2 separate regions of the Homo sapiens genome follow, and region 1 is linked to region 2. A link is an interaction called in ENCODE POLR2A ChIA-PET data of the cell type or tissue named here. Cell type or tissue: CD4-positive, alpha-beta T cell. All regions are shown on one strand. Each heading gives the region's core, and the rest is flanking DNA. Links, peaks and the distances in the headings are about the cores only. Region 1 overlaps SORL1 (sortilin related receptor 1). Region 2 has its middle 35 kb from the start of SC5D.

The links. ChIA-PET counts read pairs that join two places held together with the same protein. Peaks named below come from ENCODE experiments on the same cell type or tissue, not always from the same donor. Only the 100,000 strongest peaks of a DNase experiment are listed, where the experiment ranks them.
Region 1: POLR2A ChIA-PET joins it to region 2 with 5 read pairs; 4 of 35 experiments call an interaction of 5 or more read pairs at or near these places.

Annotation. Positions count from the first base shown.
Region 1 is chr11:121,480,713-121,483,625 of GRCh38, forward strand. All of the region lies in intron 3 of SORL1 (sortilin related receptor 1), which reads left to right. Among named protein-coding and RNA genes, the nearest start is that of SORL1-AS1, 29 kb to the left of the region's middle. RefSeq lists an enhancer at 1,996-2,165. In CD4-positive, alpha-beta T cell, for the core only: no CTCF peak of the experiment used is centred there; DNase peaks (open chromatin) are centred at 1,005, 1,329 and 1,879; H3K4me3 peaks cover 999 bases; H3K27ac peaks cover 1,326 bases.
Region 2 is chr11:121,326,644-121,329,556 of GRCh38, forward strand. No RefSeq gene overlaps it. Among named protein-coding and RNA genes, the nearest start is that of SC5D, 35 kb to the left of the region's middle. In CD4-positive, alpha-beta T cell, for the core only: no CTCF peak of the experiment used is centred there; DNase peaks (open chromatin) are centred at 1,798 and 2,448; H3K4me3 peaks cover 488 bases; H3K27ac peaks cover 1,616 bases.

The sequences.
Region 1 (2,913 bases), core at 98-2,597, 150 kb after region 2:
CCCAGCTCCTCCCCTAGTGCACAGATACCTATAGGCAAGCTCCATCTCCTCCTCCCCAGCTCCTCCCCTAGTGCACAGATACCTATAGGCAAGCTCCATCTCCTCCTCCCCAGCTCCTCCCCTAGTGCACAGATACCTATAGGCAGGCTCCATCTCTTCTTCCCCAGCTTCTTCCGTAGTGCACAGATACCTATAGGCAGGCTTCATCTCCTCCTCCCCAGCTCCTCCCCTAGTGCACAGATACCTATAGGCAAGCTCCATCTCCTCCTCCCCAGCTCCTCCCCTAGTACACAGATACCTATAGGCAGGCTTCATCTCCTCCTCCCCAGCTCCTCCCCTAGTGCACAGATACCTATAGGCAGGCTTCATCTCCTCCTCCCCAGCTCCTCCCCTAGTACACAGATACCTGTAGGCAGACTCCATCTCTTCTTCCCCAGCTTCTTCCGTAGTGCACAGATACCTATAGGCAGGCTCCATCTCCTCCTCCCCAGCTCCTCTCCTAGTGCACAGATACCTATAGGCAAGCTCCATCTCCTCCTCCCCAGCTCCTCCCCTAGTGCACAGATACCTATAGGCAGGCTCCATCTCCTCCTCCCCAGCTCCTCCCCTAGTGCACAGATACCTATAAGCAAGCTCCATCTCCTCCTCCCCAGCTTCTTCCATAGTGCACAGATACCTATAGGCAGGCTCCATCTCCTCCTCCCCAGCTCCTCTCCTAGTGCACAGATACCTATAGGCAGGCTTCATCTCCTCCTCCCCAGCTCCTCCCCTAGTGCACAGATACCTATAGGCAGGCTTCATCTCCTCCTCCCCAGCTCCTTCCCTAGTGCACAGATACCTATAGGCAGGCTTCATCTCCTCCTCCCCAGCTCCTCCCCTAGTGCACAGATACCTATAGGCAGGCTTCATCTCCCCAGCTCCTCCCCTAGTGCACAGATACCTATAGGCAGGTTCCATCTCCTCCTCCCCAGCTCCTCCCCTAGTGCACAGATACCTATAGGCAGGCTTCATCTCCTCCTCCCCAGCTCCTCCCCTAGTGCACAGATGTCTATAGGCAGGCTCCATCTCCTCCTCCCCAGCTCCTCCCCTAGTGCACAGATACCTATAGGCAGGCTTCATCTCCTCCTCCCCAGCTCCTCCCCTAGTACACAGATACCTATAGGCAGGCTTCATCTCCTCCTCCCCAGCTCCTCCCCTAGTGCACAGATACCTATAGGCAGGCTTCATCTCCTCCTCCCGAGCTCCTCCCCTAGTGCACAGATACCTATAGGCAGGCTCCATCTCTTCTTCCCCAGCTTCTTCCATAGTACACAGATGCCTATAGGTGGGTTCTGACTTCCTTTCTGCTTGTTGTGGGTTGTGGTGAACAACTGCTAAGGCCACAAGTCTGAAGAGTCAGAAGACAGGACAGATGATGTTTTGGACTTGAAGGAGGAGGGTTAGTGCAGGCAGAGGACTGGGGCTTTGGAAGCACTGGATCTGGAGAAGGAGCAGAGCAGGGGCCGTGGTGTTTGGGGCAAGAGCAAGGGGAAACTGGAGGGTGATTCCAGTAAGGGAGTTTAGGTGCTGCACTGTGGAATGGGGGTGACATGTTTGCATCCCAAGTGCTGTGTACCTCCGAGTGGTGTGTCTTAGATTCTCATGGGTGGATATTCTTTGGAGTTGGTGGGGTTGGAGAAGTCAGGAGAAAAAAGGCTGCCTTCTTGGAGAATTTGTTGACAGTTGGGCCTCAGGCCTGGAACAGGCTGAGTGGGTTGGTGGGGGCAGCATTCTCTGTAGATAGTTTCTAATTCCCCAGAGAAGGCTGCTCCTCACCACCCCACCAGACTCTCAGGAAGGAAATGATGACTCTTAACAGTGCTGATTGCTTCTGTTACTTTTGCCTTTGTCCCCTGGAAGGCAAATTGCCCCACCAGACCTACCACTTCCTGAGAAAAATCACACAAGGCTGGATGCCTTGCTGTCAACAGCAGGGCGCTCTGCCTAGGCAAATCACCCAGGTGAAAATGCGAGCTGCCAAGGAGCATTTGAAATGGTCGAAATGAATGTTAGCAGCTGCTTGGAAAGGTTAAGATGTCAGGAAAGGGCAGCGTGGATGTCTAGGAGCATGAGTGCCTGTGGAAGGGGAGAGAAGGTGCTAGCGCGGCATCCAGTTCCAGTCCGAAGGCTTTGCCTTGTGATGGAGATGGTGCTTGTGGGCCCATGTGAGTTTTGGGTCTATTTCTGCATTAGCCAGCAGTCCCACTTCCTTCTTGGTCTCCTGTGTGCTGCCCTGAACCATTGTGCAGTGCTGGCCACATGGCAGTTCTGCCAACATTGTGGGGCCCCTGAGATTGGTCAGACAGAATTGAAATATGTTTGGCGCTGTTATTTGCTTACTTAATAATTTTTAAAAAATAGAGACAGGGGTCTTGCTCTGCCATACATCCTGGGCACAATCATAGCTCACTGTAACCTCAAATTCCTGGGCTCAGGTATTCCTTCTGTCTCAGCCTTCCAAGTAGCTGTGACTACGGGCCAGCGCCACTGCATATCTGGGGCTTTTTAAAAAAGGACACTGAATGTACAGTTAGGCCTCACAGCCTCAGCCTCAGCAGAAGCAAGACCCAGTCCTGCCTTTTTCCAGGCAGAGGTTGGTCCTAGGTAAAATTTCATTCCCACCTTCTAGAGGGATGTTCCTTCATTGCCTTCTCTGCCCTTCCTCCTCTCATTGTACTCTTGGTTTCTCCACTTGAAACTGGAGAAAGTCACTTATGCTAATAGACTGTGGATACATTCTATAGCTTAGTTTGTTTTCTTTCCAGAGGTATTTGTATTTTCAGAGGAAACAGCTTTTAACCAAAGGAGGAAGCTCCTCTGGAATATTAAGTTACTGCAAACAGGGTTGGAGAGATTGGGGTACACAAAGGCACT
Region 2 (2,913 bases), core at 309-2,808:
GTTAACAGCAACCACTCACACTGACTCAGATTCATCTCATTGACTTTAACAACAAAATAATAGACCCTTTGAGAAGAAAGAACTCCTTGCCACCATCCTTCATGGGACTTTAAAACATGATATTAGTAATGATAATGAAAGCAGTAACCTCCTCCATCACTGACTGTAAGGTACTTCTTAATGCCTGACACATACTAAATGGGCAATACGTATTAAATATTAGCTAGCATTATCATCATCATTATCAGATATTAAGCACACACTAAGTCCCAGGCCACTATGCCAAATCCTCTCCATACATAATCTCACCGAATCATTGCAAGAACCCCACAGATAAGCAGATATCTTACAACCATTTTACAGATGAGGAAATGAAGATTTCATGAGCACAAGTGCCCACATTCACACAACTGATACATTTTGAAGCTGGGATTCAAATCCAACCTTCATAGCCTGTGGATCTAACCTCTAAGTTGACTGTATTTTTCTTCAAGTAGGAATGATTTAGAAATAGTCCTCGTAAAAGTCTGGGATATCATCAAGCTGAATGAATCTTTTAGACTTGAAAATTCTATAATAGACTTAGATAGCTTATTAAATATGAAATGCATGTCAGTGGGGTAGGGGGAGGAATAGAAGAAAGGAAGAAGAGAAGAGACATTTGTCGAGTATATATTTGTACGTCTGTATTTATTGAGTATATATTTATCATTTACATATATTATATATGTGTATATATGTGCATATAACATCTTCAGGACTGTCTTTTTTATTATTTCATTTTTTTAAGAGGTTAACTTGCACAAGGTCACCCAGTTAGTTGGTGTTCAATTCAGAATTCAAACCCAGGTTGTTCTGGTCTCAGAGTCCAGCCTCCTAACTCCATTTGTGCTCCAATTTCGTAACCCTACTGCACTGCAGGTGCTTTAGTAACAATTTCATGCTTTCTACTAAGATACTAAAATGGCTTATCAAAGAAGGTCAGGAAGGTAGCTTCCTTAGAGAATAGTGAGGGAAACCACTAGACAGCTGCATTTAGGGGATGGATTTTCAGTGCAGAGCTGCCCAGAGATGTGAAGATGGATGAGCTGACCTCTTAGGTCCTTCCCAGTACTCAGAGCTCCAGGATTTATTTGCCAATGAAAGTGTCAGGCTTTTTCTTCCATAAAATGATGTATGATGGTCTGAATACATTCTCCACTTCTACCACCACCTCCTTATATCTGATTAAAAAGCAAAGATTAAATCAGCAGAATAATTTCCACAGGAGTGATGGGGTTTCCCTGAGACGAGGTAACAGGGGGAGTTGAGGGCGTGAAAAGGGATACATGGTAGTCGGAACAGGATGAGGTGATCAGGTATAAAGTGGTGGATGGGACAAAGGACAGATGCAATTGAGTGATGAGGGCCATTATATTGTATTAATCAACAGGCATGACACGTAAACCAGGTCTCTACTTTTAAAAGCAATCTGCTCTAATTAAACAAAACTAATGCCTATGAAACAATTTGAGAACCATGCATTTTTAGCCAGGGTATAGGAGGTCAGCCTTGAATCAGAACTCGTCCAAGCAATATTCATTGAGCTCTTACTCAGTACCAGACACTGCTGTGGTACGGGGGATACAGAAATGAGCAGAACAGATTTAAATCGCTACTCTACTGGGGCAGGCGGAAAATATACAAGGTAAGTAAAACATGCAGTATTCAAGTCAGTATCAAGTGCTGGGTAGAAAACAAGGCAGAGAAATGCAGAGGAAATGTCAGGGGAGCGAGCAGGAAGTGGTAAGATTTGATAGGCGGTCAGGGATGCCTCATGGGGACGGAGACACCTGCGCAAAAGAGCTAAGGGTGGAAGAGAGTGAGGGATCTTGTCATCTGGTGGAGAAGAATTCCAGGCAAGGGAACACAGTGCAAGCTCCTGAGGTGGGCGTGAGCGCAGTACCCTAAGAAAGGGTGAGGACGCTGATATAGTTGAGTAGAGGATGGAGTCAGAGTTCACAGAGGCCAGATCACACAGAGAACTGACAGGATTTGAAAGGATTTTGGCTTTCACGTGGAATGAGATAGGAGCAGGCTACTGAGCAGAGGAGGGACGTGATGGACTTACACTGCAACAGCATTGCTCTGGTGCAGGCTCAGGGGATGCGGCATGGGAAAGAGGCTGGATACTGGGAAAGTGAAGGCAGGCAGACCATTGCCACTGTTAGGATTAGACAGAATACCAAGTTCCCTGCTCCCTCCATTTTCACCCAGCCTGCAGGATCCTCCCGTCTTTCCTCTCCCCTCTAACCAGGCCAACTCTAGAGTAGATCACCGTTTCCTTGGCTGGCGTCTCCTCTCCCATTCTGCCTGGTGCTCACACCAAGCCTTCACTCTTCTTCTTAAGTCACTCTGTCAGCACATGGCCTAGCCTATTTCATCATGAAAACCGAGGCCACCAGCATGAACTTCTTCTGCTTCCTCCCTCACCTCCTGCCTCCATAAGAAAAACAGCATCAACAACCAAGCAACCTCTATCACACCTGTAACCACCCTTCCCTCTTCTTCAGTCTCAGGGAAGAAGATACCACCTCCCACCAGCCCATTCTCTGTCACACACACACACACACCACACACACCACACACACACACACACACACACACACTCTTCTCCCCACCCTCATATCAGCTTTCATTCATTATCTCCCTTCCCCTTTGGGACCTTGCTCCATGCACAGTTTCCTTTCTTCTATAAATTAACTCTCTTGCCTTTCAGTAGCTCACTGCCCTCAGCCTATAAATACATCAAAACTCACCTATCGAGGAGCAAGGCTCTCTTGACCTCTCCTTTACTTCTCAGCCAAGCGTCTTGAAAATAACACCTATTTTGTAATGATAAATACTTGGAGTCTTTACTTCCTCACTTCTAAA